Linked DNA regions of Homo sapiens: region 2 is linked to region 1. Evidence: read pairs that join two places in POLR2A ChIA-PET (ENCODE). Cell type or tissue: GM12878. All regions are shown on one strand. Each heading gives the region's core, and the rest is flanking DNA. Links, peaks and the distances in the headings are about the cores only.

Region 1 (6,126 bases), core at 319-5,318:
TCTGTCTTCGGTCACCAGGAAAAGAATTAAAATCCCAAAGAAGAGACTTGCAAGTCAATTGTGAGGAAGGTGCAGCTCCTGAATGGATGAACCATAGCCAGGTGGGCAGTGCTATGTATGGGCCACAAATCTTTGTGGTATATGAGGCAGGAGCAGTTCCTACTCCTAGGAGTATGTGGTGTTAGGTGAACAGTCCCTTGGTGTCCACTACAAATCTCTTCCTTACAGGGTTATGTAAGTTTTTGAGCTAATGTGTGTAAAGTTTATTTCACCTCTTCAGTAGACACTGCTGCACTGTTCTAGGCATTGGCGATTCAGCAAAGAACAAAACAGACAAGCAGCCTTGTTCTAATGGGGCACACAGCTGAGATACAACACTCGACCCACAGTAGCTACTCAATAAATTACGCGTTTCCCTGTTGCTCCAGCAAGTTTAAGATGGAAAGTGTCTGTGAAGAGCTGGACTTCTGTAATATGCAGAGGGACAACTAAAAGATTTTGGGATTTGGCACAGTTGCAGCGCCTCAAAGGAAAACACCATGGGCCATGTACAGAGTGTCTTGACTCAGTAAATGAGGATCTTAAATGCAGAGGTCCTGATACTGCTCCCTGAAGGCCCTGCTCAGGCTAGCAGTTTCGGGTCTGTGTGTATTTTATGTGGGGTGGGGTGGGGTGAGAACGTGGAAATGATGTTACTATATTCACTTGAATTTCTCAAAGCAGCTGCTGTCTACCAAAGGTAGGCTAGCCCTGTGAGGAAAACAAGACTGGCCCAGATCTAGTGGTGTAATCAAGGCAACCATTTCATTCTCTGGGTGTCAGATACCACAGTTGAGGAGGGAGGCCCAGATTCTGTGGTTTTCACAACATGGGCCAAGAAATCTTAAGTGTTCTCAAATATGCCCAAAAAACAAGTAGGGGTCCTGAATCCATGCTTTCACCTGAACTCCAAATCCATCATAGCAAATTTGTTACTCCTGTTATGTTACGCTATAAGTTTTAGTTTGGGAGAAAAAAAGAGTATCCTGAGGGGTGTGTGTGTGTGTGTGTGTGTGTGTGTGTTATCGACAGATAGATGGATAGAGTCATTCTTCTGATAGCTATACATGAATATACAGTCATGTACACATAACAACATTTTGGTCAATGATGAACTAAATATACAACAGTGGTCTCCGAAGATTATATAATACCATATTTTTACTGTACCTTTCCAATGTTTAACTATGTTTAGATACACAAATACTTACCATTGTGTTACAACAGCCTACATTATTCAGTATAGTATCATGCTGTGCAGGTTTGCGTCCTGGGAGCAATAGGCCACATAGCCTAGGTGTGTGGTCGGCTATACTAAGTGTGTAAATATACTCTATGATGTTTGCACAATGACGAAATCACCTAATGACACGTTTCTCAGATATATCCCTGTTGTCACATGATGCATTACTATATATTCTTTCTCCAAATTTTATACACACCCAGCCATACATACATATAACATATACATATTATGTGCACATATACATAAATATACATGATTGCTACAATCTGTTTCAGCAATGACACCCTATGATGTGTGTGTGTGTGTGTGTGTGTGTGTGTGTGACCGGGGTCAACCTTTTTGATGGGTAAGTCAATCACAAAGTGGTTTGTACAAATCCAAGATTTTAATGGCTGTTAAATAATAAAAGGAAGGATATTTGCACTATATACATTCTGTCCACTGACGATACTGTCAGCTGGCCATGCATTTTATTGCACATATAAACAGTGTACAAGGATCTTGAAGACGTCTTAGCCATAGAAGGACTGCATTTAAAAGAAAAAAAAGCAATTTTACAGAAGACTGAAGCCATTTACATTACACAACCAACTTCAAGAAAATAATAAAAATTAATATCAAAAGAAATACTTTAATTTTGAAAAAAAAATCTCTCAAAACAATGATTACAAAGCTTCATGCTACCATATATACACGTAAGAAAATATTTCAGGACCCCGCATTCTGAATGCCCGTGAAGGTGCAGCAGGCTAAACTCCTACTTATATAGTCAACCTTTGAATGTTGCTTAAATTGTATACACTCTTTGTCCAAAATGTTTCTTTACATCATTATGCTATTTGACAAAACAGGTATTTGTGCAGTACAGAAAAATATTAAAATACATTTTAAGTTAGGTTAAAGTGCACAGTACATCTGATAGGAAATAACTGCTAGCTGCCAATCCAAATTTCCGTTTTCAGAAACCTCCCCCCATCTTCCCAAGAGTGGAGGGCAGCCATTGCCTTGGTTGATGTTGGTCTGTGCTGACTGCACACTGAATCCTCCTCCTGGTGGTGTCTTTTCTTTTGCGTCCCCCTCTACATTTGTCTTACAAACTGTGGCTGCTGCTGCTCTAAAAACTTCCAATGGCTTTTCGAGGAGGTGAAAGTGCAGTCAGCATTCACAAGACTTAGAAAGGTTAATTACTGGGACATCTGTGATTGCAGCGTGAGTGCACATGCATGGAACTGCCTGCAGAAGGCTGCCGTGTTCCGTGAATCTCTGAGAGCAGCATGGGTTCCACTCCTTGGCTGGTTCTTCTCTAGCCCTATTTTGTTGCACTTGCTCCCTCCTCAGCCACTCAGCCTCACAAACTCCACTTACTGCACCCTCCCCTTAGCCTGCCTTGGTGGTGCTGCCCACAGGCTCACAACGACTCACTTCTGAGGTTTCACACCAGAGACTGTGAATCTTGCAGGATTTTACAGACTACTTGGAAAACCACCAACCACCAAATTAAAATAAAATGAGCACATCTCAGAATCATTTCCTCTTTTAAAACTGGCAGTTGTAAGAAGTGCTGGTTTCCTGATTCAGGTCCTATGTGCCTTAAGTAATTTCTGATACTCAGTCGAAGCTTCCCTTCAAACCCTTTTTGGTTCAACAATCAACTTTTTATCATCTCCACTTTCCTATGCCATTTCTTCATTATCTACCTTTGGTGCTAAGCTCTCTTTAACGTAACCCAAGTTACAGTGCAAAAGTATACTTCAAGACACACGATGCTAACACTTATTATTTCTTTGTGTTAAAACGTGAATGTTTTGTGCATAGCAAAAGAAGTATGAATCCAAAAAATAATTGTTCACATTTTAGCTTCAAGTTTAATATGTCTTTTTTTTTTCCATCACAGCTATTTACAAATAACTTTGGGGTGCTCTCTTGATTTTAGTCAGTTCATTATATTGGGGGACAGAGGGCTGCTGGAATGTAGGAAACTGGATGGAATGCAGAAATATAAATAAGACCAACGTTCCACAAACCAAAGTGTCAATATTGCCTCCCCAGAAAAGTTGTGTCCTAAAAGCACCTGTTTTTCGCTTTTTTTTGGAATCATATATACCAGAAACATTACTGAGACCTAAACTACCGCACACCAAAGAGGATAGAAAATAACTCAACATTTATATTAAAATAAAGTGTTTAACCACAAAAAAGCAGTAATAAAATAGTTTCCTAATTTACAATTTGCATCCAAAGGATGAATAACAACTCACTAATAAATAATATTTATATAAATATTTTGTATGTCGAAAATAGTTTTTTAAAAGGCAATGGTCTCAAGAAACCTCTCGAAAAATTTGGTGGTGAAAAACCTGATTGTGCCCCCCTCCCCCCACTAAATACATAACGAGTTTGGTTTTAATAAAACGAATGCGTCTTGCTGCAAAACGGTTGTGCTTGGCGTTTTGGTAATGGCAGTCGGTGAGTGTGGAAAGGATGAAGGAGGGTGGAAAAGGCATTGATGTGCTGCTCAGTTTTTTTTTCCTCCAGCTCCCTCTCTGGTTTCAAGATAAATACCTGTCAAGTCTTAAAGTCGGAGGTCAGCTCTGAAAGGTAGAAAATCCTCCCTTAGACTGAAAATTGTTTCAATGTAACTGGAGTCAGTGAAGTGACAGGCAGTGGGTGGGAGAGAGGGTTGAACAGGTGCCTGGAGCAGAGTTCAGGATCCTGGATGAGAGCAGAGTCTGAGCCCCCAATGGAGAAGGGGTAGTTTCATGTGAACAGAGCCTTCGTTACGGTGATGTCTAGTAATGCTTGAATGGTAATGCCCACTTTGACCAGGCCTTTTTCTTCAAGGATGTGGTGGGGGAGACATAGCTTTTCCTAAAAGGAAAAAGAATAAAACATCAATTTTTAGATGATTGTACTCTCATTGTAAAATCCTGCTACATCGTTGATGACATCAAAGTTAGGTTGAATACTCTAGTATGCCTGTTTGATCACCTACACCAAGCTCCTTCCTTTGCTTTCAACCTACTGCAAAGACCTTTTCTATGTTTGCAGAGAAAATAATGATTTTTCACACATGCAGTTTGTTTCAAAAAGGCTCCTAATCACCATGAAGTCTGCAGATCTAAATATTTAAGAAAGTTTTACACTAAATAACTGAGCTACAGAGTCAGTCAGAGAGCATACACCAAGAATATAATAGCTTCTATTTTTATAAAGCAAAACTGCAAATAGCCCCTGACACATTTTAAAGGCACTCAAATATTCATTTGTACCGACCACACATTGTTATACTGACCATAGAACTTCATTGAGTTCATTTTACTTCCTGTGACCTCTGGAACGCAGGCAAGTGGGTGGACTGGCAGCCTTTCTTCATGGTTTATGAACAGTCTTTATAAATTGGTAATTATAACTACAGCCCTCAATAGCCTCCCTTTCAAGACTCTTTCATAAAACTGTCAAAGACACATATGTCCTGCTACTCTCTCATGCTGCATTTTTGCTCTTGGGAAATGTCCAGGACATACTATTTAAGAAAAACAGTAAGCGTGAGTCCCTCCTTGTGTGCAGAACCTTTCATGCTCCACAAACCAGTTTACAGAATAACACAATGAAATAATTTTCCACCTTTGTTATTTCACCCTGGTCTGATATCATTCAAGAGAATCTTCTTCCAGGGTGTGTCTCCTTGGCTGGAAAAAGACACCACGGCAAATATTCTTTTATCTACTTGATGACAGTGTGTTTTCCACAGCCCAATGTTTACTTTTTCTTTTTTCTTTTCTTTGACAGGAAAAAAAAAATTGTATTTATTTATGGTGTCCAGCATGATATTTTGATAAAAGTATACATTGTGGAATGGCTAAGTCAAGCTAATTATCATATCCATTATCTCAGATACTTATTTTTTGGTAAGAACACTTAAAATAGAGTCTTTTATCAATTTTCAAGTATAAAATACATTATGATGAACTATAGTCACCATTTTGTATCCTTTGACCAATATCTTCCTATCCCCACCTCCCCACCCAGCCCCTGGTAACCACCATTCTACTCTCTGCTTTTGTGAATTCAACGTTTTTAGATTCCACGTATTAGTGAGGTCACGCAGTATTTGTCTGTCAGTGCCTGGCTTATTTTACTTAGCATAATATCGTCTAGGTTCATCCATGTTGTTGCAAATGACAGGATTTCCTTCTTTTTAAGGCTGAGTAGCGCTGTTTTGAAGGAGAGTTTAAGTGGGATCTGCATCCAGCCCTAGGTGATGGAGTCACTGTTCAGCAGGAAGCCAATTGGTGTGCTCTGCAAGGAAGGGCTTCCTTCCACGTGACACTTGCTTGAGGAACCAGATCTTCTTGCTGCCTCAATGCAGAACTCTCCAAAAATTACCGGAGACACAGGCACTCTGTGCTTAAAAGACTTTCAAAGGACATGACATGACATCTCCAATAACTTGTTCCACTGTCTCAAATGTCAGTGGGTCTTACTCTCTCACCATCTTACCGTATCTGCTTTTCACCCTTCCCTACCTTGTGGCAAATTCAGAGAACATCAGACTTTAACCTAGGCCTTAAGAGATGGCCCCCTGTCAACAGAAGACAGTCGATTCTTTAAAGAACAATTTTAACCATGGTTTCATGTCATTGCTGTGTATCAAAGTAGGATTATCTTGTCAATGGCGTATCAGGTGAGCATGGAAGTTCATGCTGCCTGACAATTTATTAGCCAAGTATCAACCTGAGAAAGGATGGGGGAGTTCTGTCTGAGTTGTGAGCTGTGAGCCAGGCTGTTAACAATGGTGCCTCCTTTTGCGGCATGGTGAGGGATATCTGTGGCCTGATGAC
Region 2 (6,126 bases), core at 699-5,698, 170 kb after region 1:
AATCTGAATATATGGCTTAGATTTTAAACGGAAAGAAAAAATTACAAAGATTTAAAGCACAGACTTTGTGGTTTGTTCCTTCAGCTGGAAAGGATTTCTTAGTACCGTAATTACATTTATTACATCAATAGCCGAGGAAGGTGGGGGTGGGCAGGGGGAATGACAACGTTCTTTCTTAACTCCAGCAAATCCAGTTACATCCAAAAAGATCGAGAGATGTAATCTAAAGAATGAAAATTACTTGAGTGAGCCACACATATTTACATAAAGCATATTCAGGACAACTAGCTTCAGATCACACTAATTTCTACAAAATCGGTGCAGGTTATAGAAATGCGTTTTTTTGTTTTTTTTTTTTTTTTTTTGAGATGCAGTCTCGCTCTGTCGCCCAGGCTGGAGTGCAGTGGCATGATCTCTGCTCACTGAAAGCTCCGCCTCCCAGATTCACGAGTAGCTGGGACTACAGGCGCCCACCACTATGCCTGGCTAATTTTTTGTATTTTTAGTAGAGACGTGGTTTCACCGTGTTAGCGAGAATGGTCTTGATCTCCTGACCTCGTGATCCGCCTGCCTCGGCCTCCCAAAGTGCTGGGATTACAGGCGTGAGCCACCACGCCCGGCTCTAGAAATGCATTCTTATGAGTAGCAGAATTCCAAGGACCAAATGCTTTTAAAACATCTTACTTAACAAGTAGACTCAGCATGTTTTGAAATACAGGTAAGAAATTCTACCAAATTGTTCCTACTCATTTCTAAAGCCTTACTAAACATGAGAGAAAAAGATATCTGTTCATTTTCAAAGCTGGAAATGTTTCCAGTTACCTATGAAAAATGCAGTTCTTTAAAGAACTACTTCTCAATGTCACTATTACCCCCATAAATTTCCCTTTACTTTCCAGTAGTGAAGCAAGTTGAGAATTCTCTGCTCTTTCATTGCTTAGTTGTATGAAAGTAGTTTGAGAAAGGAACTTTTATGTCAGACCAAAATACATTTCTCCATCAGTTCCCAATTGGCATACAAATTCCATCCATATTTTACATATAGCCTCATCTCAGGAAGATCCACTTTTTTTCGTAGCAACTGTTGCTTTATAAAACATTATTAATCGATTGCATGTGGGTTTTGATTATAAAACTGTCATCAGACTGAAATGGCCATGTTAAAATTAAGAAACAAAAAATGATTAAGTTCAGAGCACTTAAGAGGAAATCAAAGGGACAAAACCTTAAGGGACAAAAGCAACGCAGGTACAGATAAAGAGCCTAAGAAGAAAAACACGGAGTGTAGAGACCATCACAGGCTCCAACAGGAGCTGAGGGGGCTCTGCATCATCATGGGAAAAGAAGGCACCTGCATCTTTGCAACATCAACATCACAAGCTATGCAACCCAGACTCAGGACTGGAGATCTACTTGCCATGTGATAACAGGAAAAATAGTTAACTTTGGTGTCTTATCTCTTCAAACTGTAATGTGCACACAGATCACCCGAAATCTTGTTAAAATACAGACTCTGATTCATGAGGCCTTGGGTGAGGCCTGAGAGCCTGCATTTCCCACCAGCTCCTAGGTGATGCCGGTGCTGCTGGTGCATGGACCATAATTTGGGTATCGAGCTCTCAAATCACATGTGAAAACACTGGGTTAAGGTTGCATGCTATGAGAAACAATGGAGCTATATATGTAAAGTACTTTAGATTTCCTGGGAGAAAGCCACCATGAACTAAACTTAGAACCACCCCAGTGGTGAATTGAACGGACTATAATTGAAGTGTCATAATTATCCTATGTCTTTCAGTACAAATCCCATTGCCTAGAATTTCAGAGTTTAAAGTGGTTAAAGTTTTCAGTCTTTAACCACTGCCTATAAAATACCACCTCTAAAACATATCGAGAAAATATTATTCTATAAGAAGGAAAAACGTGTGAAAAGTAAGTTTCCTGACCTCGTGGAGTTTAAAATCTAGCTGACTAAAGAAAGCAAAATTCCTTGGCTGGGCGCAGTGGCTCACGCCTGTAATCCCAGCTACTTGGGAGGCTGAGGCAGGAGAATTGCTTGAACCTGAGAGGCGGAGGTTGCAGTGAGCGGAGATTGCGCCACTGCACTCCAGCCTGGGGGACACAGTGACACACTGTCTCAAAAAAAAAAAAAATAGAAAAATTCCGTAGCTGAAACAAGAGCAAATAATATAAACACAAATAAATGATTACGTTCAAAAATGTATAGTAATCTAGTCAGATTAAATCACATTGATAACATTTACTCTAGGAAACAGAAGAAAAACCTAGAGAGGTTAGTTACTTTCAACTGTCTAGAATCTAAAAATTAGATATCCTGTCCAAAGGTGAGTACTGACATTAGCACAGGCAGCCAGGAATCTGAAGCAATCTTTGGAGCCATATGTTCACAGAGTGGCTTCTGAGTTAGGAGCTTTCCAAGTTAAAGAGCAAGAGAATAGGTGTGCCTCAGAAGGCAAACAAAATTACGCTATGACATACCCAATCAAGACCTCTAGTGCAGGAAATAGATCATTGACTTAATTTATCAAGAAAGATATCTTGGTACAATAAGCCTCATTCTTTTCAATTTGGCCAGTAATCTCATGGGCTATATTTCTTTAGCACTCAAAAGCAAACAGAATATTAGTGCTTTCAGCATGCCTGAATGAGGATGGACATGAGATTATAGCAAATTTCACCTGAAACTTTAAAAAAGGAAAGCTAGAATCGACTTGTTTTGGTAACTGTCAAAATTAAGCATTTAATGTTAGAACTGACAAACTTACAAAAGATAAAAAGGTTTTGTGTTTTATGATCAGTCCTTAGAGAATCTGTGGCAGAATATTTCTTGAGACTGCAATATATAAAAACTGGATGGTCTCTGACATTGATTAACATGGATTTCTTGGGAACACATTTTTCAGAAATGTAGTCTTTTCCTGCCTCCACTCTTGACTATATATAGAACTGCCATTTGTTTTCTTACTGAGAGAGCAAGTCTTTGTGGTGCAAGGTGCTACCAGATTTGGAGTAGAAGCCTTTTTATTCCTGAGCCCAGTAACCTCTGTGAAGAGCTTGGTAGCAGTTAACTGTTTAACTACATCAAAAGCAATATGTGGCTGGGCACAGCGGCGAATACCTATAATCCCAGCACTCTGGGAGGCCGAGGCAAGCAGATGGCTTGATCTGAGAAGTTCAAGACCAGCCTGGGCAACATGTTGAGACCCCGTCTCTACTAAAAATACAAAAAAAAAAAAAAAAAAAAAAAAGCTGGGCATGGTGGTGCGTGCCTGTGGTCCCAGCCACTCAGGAGGCTAAGGTGGGAGGATCACCTGAGCCCGGGAGGTCAAGGCTACAGTGAGCTAAGATTGTGTCACTGCACTCCAGCAGGGAGTGACAGAATGAGACCCTGTGTCAAAAAAAAAAAACAATATGTTCATCCCTTCATTAAGACATCCAAAGGAACTCAAAAGCAACCATAGAGCATCTCTTATTGATCTCAGCCACTGGAGAGATGAAATGACCAAAAAAAAAAAAAAAAAAAAAAGATGAGAGCAACGGTTGTTCTTCCATTGGTAGGAGTGACTTGTAACAAAGGTCCTTTGTGTCTTTCAACATGCTCAGATTTTTAAAAATATATTTTTCTCTTTCCTTTTTTAAACAGTCCTACTGCAACAGCAATCAGGTTTTTTAAATTGTCAAGATCATGAAATGAGCAGATTTCAGCTATACCCTTCATTTTCTTTCTTTCTTTTTTTTTTTTTTTTTGAGATGGAGTCTCTCTCTGCCGCCCAGGCTGGAGTGCTGTGGCATGATTTCGGCTCACTGCAAACTCCGCCTCCCAGGTTCAAGCGATTCTCCTGCCTCAGCCTCCCAAGTAGCTGGGACTACAGGCACACACCAGCACGCCCGGCTAATTTTTGAATTTTTAGTACAAAGGGGGTTTCGCCATATTGGCCAGGGTGGCCTAAAACTCCTGACCTCAAGTGATCCACCCACCTTGGCCTCCCAAAGACTTCATTTTCCCAAAATAATTTCCAAAAGTCTCTTTTATTGCAAGGATGATTAATTATGGAATGGGGGGACAAAAAAAGAAACAGGAGCATGTGGGCTTGAGAAGGTGGAATATTGATGGCAGTAGGTGGAATATTCTGAAGGCCAAAGCCACCTTTGGTTGTGACTTTTGTCCCGCCTTTTCTCAGTTCAATATAAAGTGGCGAAGGACATTAACTGGAGGCAAACTGCTTGGGTTCAACCCCTGATAGGTCCATTTCTCAACAGAAAAATTACTTACACATTTGTGCTCCAGATTCCTCACATCTAACACGGGGATGAGAATGTCAGACCTTTGTCTTATAGAGTTCTCGTGAGTCTTAGATGAAATAATAAATCGAACGTGCTTGGAACTGTGCATGGTCCACTGTACATGTTCACTGGACGCCAGCTATTCTTACTGTACCTCTCTCTTTCAATTCCCACCTTTGAATCTTTTCTGTCCCACTTCTTTTATTCCACCTATCAGTTCTTTGGTTGTTGTTTTGAATTTATTTCTGTCCCAGGCCTTCCCACCTAGCCTCACTTGAAGCCTTTTCCTAAGACTGCTCCAGGCTCACTTAACACCATACTCCAGTTGCACACAGAGGTCTAGGGGGCTGAGGTGAGGCAGAGGAGGCAAAAGCTCTCCTGTTGCAGGGGCTTCATCCAGGCAATGAAAGAAATGAGGAGATTGAAGGAGCAAAGGAAAACCACACCTGCAAAGTTCCAAATGACATGATGCAGCTGACACATGAACCTGCTTTCTGGTACACAGGGACTGTGTTTTACCTTATTTCATTAACCAAGGTAATGCTAGATCCATTGGTGAGGCAGTCTAGAAGCTCACCCAGTGATACATCCATTAACAAAGAGTAAGTTTCAGCTACACACTTCAAATCCAAAATGTTATTAAAATATGACAACCACTACTAGTATTTTAATGACATTTTGGATTTGAAGAACAACAGAGGCAAGAGCTCAGCCTTTGTGCATAAGCCCCTTTTCCTAGAACTTTATTAGAACCAACTGAAAATTGTGTAATTTGTACCAACTGTCCTTTGGGCTCTGTTCCTCTTTGTTCCAAAAGCTCAGTCCCTTTGATATCCCTGCAACACATTTAAGCATTTCCACTTGGTCCACTCCGTGCCAGAAATGTCTTGCAAGTGACACATTTCTCCACTACGTCTTTGCTAATTAATCTACAGAACAAGAATGGCAAAAAGGGAAGGGACTTTCCTTTTGTTCTCACAAAAGAGTTTGTCATACAAGCCCTGCTACAAAAGGTGAATCAATTGGTGGCTTACGAGTCTTAGAGATTTGTTCCAGGTCAAAAAGTAAGTGTCCCCAATTCCCACGTTAAGACTGTTGGAGCAGAAAGCAGCATGCATGACCCCCAAAGGGTAGCATTACAAGAAAACATGGGTTAGGTTTCCTTGCAGTTTCGCTGCAGTAGTTTCAACTGCTGGGTAGGATGCATACTGCAAATTACCCTTTGGATAATTTCATTCCCTCATTATCACACATAGGATTCTAGCAAGGAAGTAATGACAGAAGGGCCCTACAAGAAAAAGTAAAATAACTCTCTTCACTATCTTAGAATTTCAGATAACAGGCAACAGTCAGGTTATAATTTGATGACAAGAGATATGATCAGTTTTAGAACTCCTTCAGTGAAAATAGTTCTACCAAGCTTTCTCAGAGCTAGCTTATTATCCAAAAATGAGTTAAACAGAACTTATTTAAAAATTAGAGGCAGTAGGAGGAGGACCTGGGAGAGGAACAAATGTTATAAAGAGGTCTTGGGCTAGAAACTCAAAAGAAATGTTCATGCCAAAATGCTCCTAGGGGTTCCCTTGCACATTCCACTTGACTGAGAGGTTTTACTTCTTCATGAGCCACTTTCTAAACCTGGCTTTTTCAGGTACAGACTGCAAGTCTTCTCAAGTTACTCTGAAGCTCCATGAAGTTAATAATGTGACAAGGCTAAGGTTAAGATCAGCCAACTCTTGCTTTGACATTTTAAATTGTCAGATGACTAACAATTTGACAGATGCTTCTGAAACAAAAGTTTTGTTTAAACAAGATTTTTGT

The links. Peaks named below come from ENCODE experiments on the same cell type or tissue, not always from the same donor. Only the 100,000 strongest peaks of a DNase experiment are listed, where the experiment ranks them.
Region 2: POLR2A ChIA-PET joins it to region 1 with 6 read pairs; 3 of 35 experiments call an interaction of 5 or more read pairs at or near these places.

What each region holds. Positions count from the first base shown.
Region 1 is chr13:46,748,567-46,754,692 of GRCh38, reverse strand. It overlaps a transcript of LRCH1 not described here. Among named protein-coding and RNA genes, the nearest start is that of ESD, 46 kb to the left of the region's middle. In GM12878, for the core only: a CTCF peak has its summit at 2,524; a DNase peak (open chromatin) is centred at 2,792.
Region 2 is chr13:46,579,792-46,585,917 of GRCh38, reverse strand. The region is part of intron 1 of LRCH1 (leucine rich repeats and calponin homology domain containing 1); the gene reads right to left. Among named protein-coding and RNA genes, the nearest start is that of LRCH1, 30 kb to the right of the region's middle. In GM12878, for the core only: no CTCF peak of the experiment used is centred there; a DNase peak (open chromatin) is centred at 5,307; H3K4me3 peaks cover 842 bases; H3K27ac peaks cover 3,283 bases.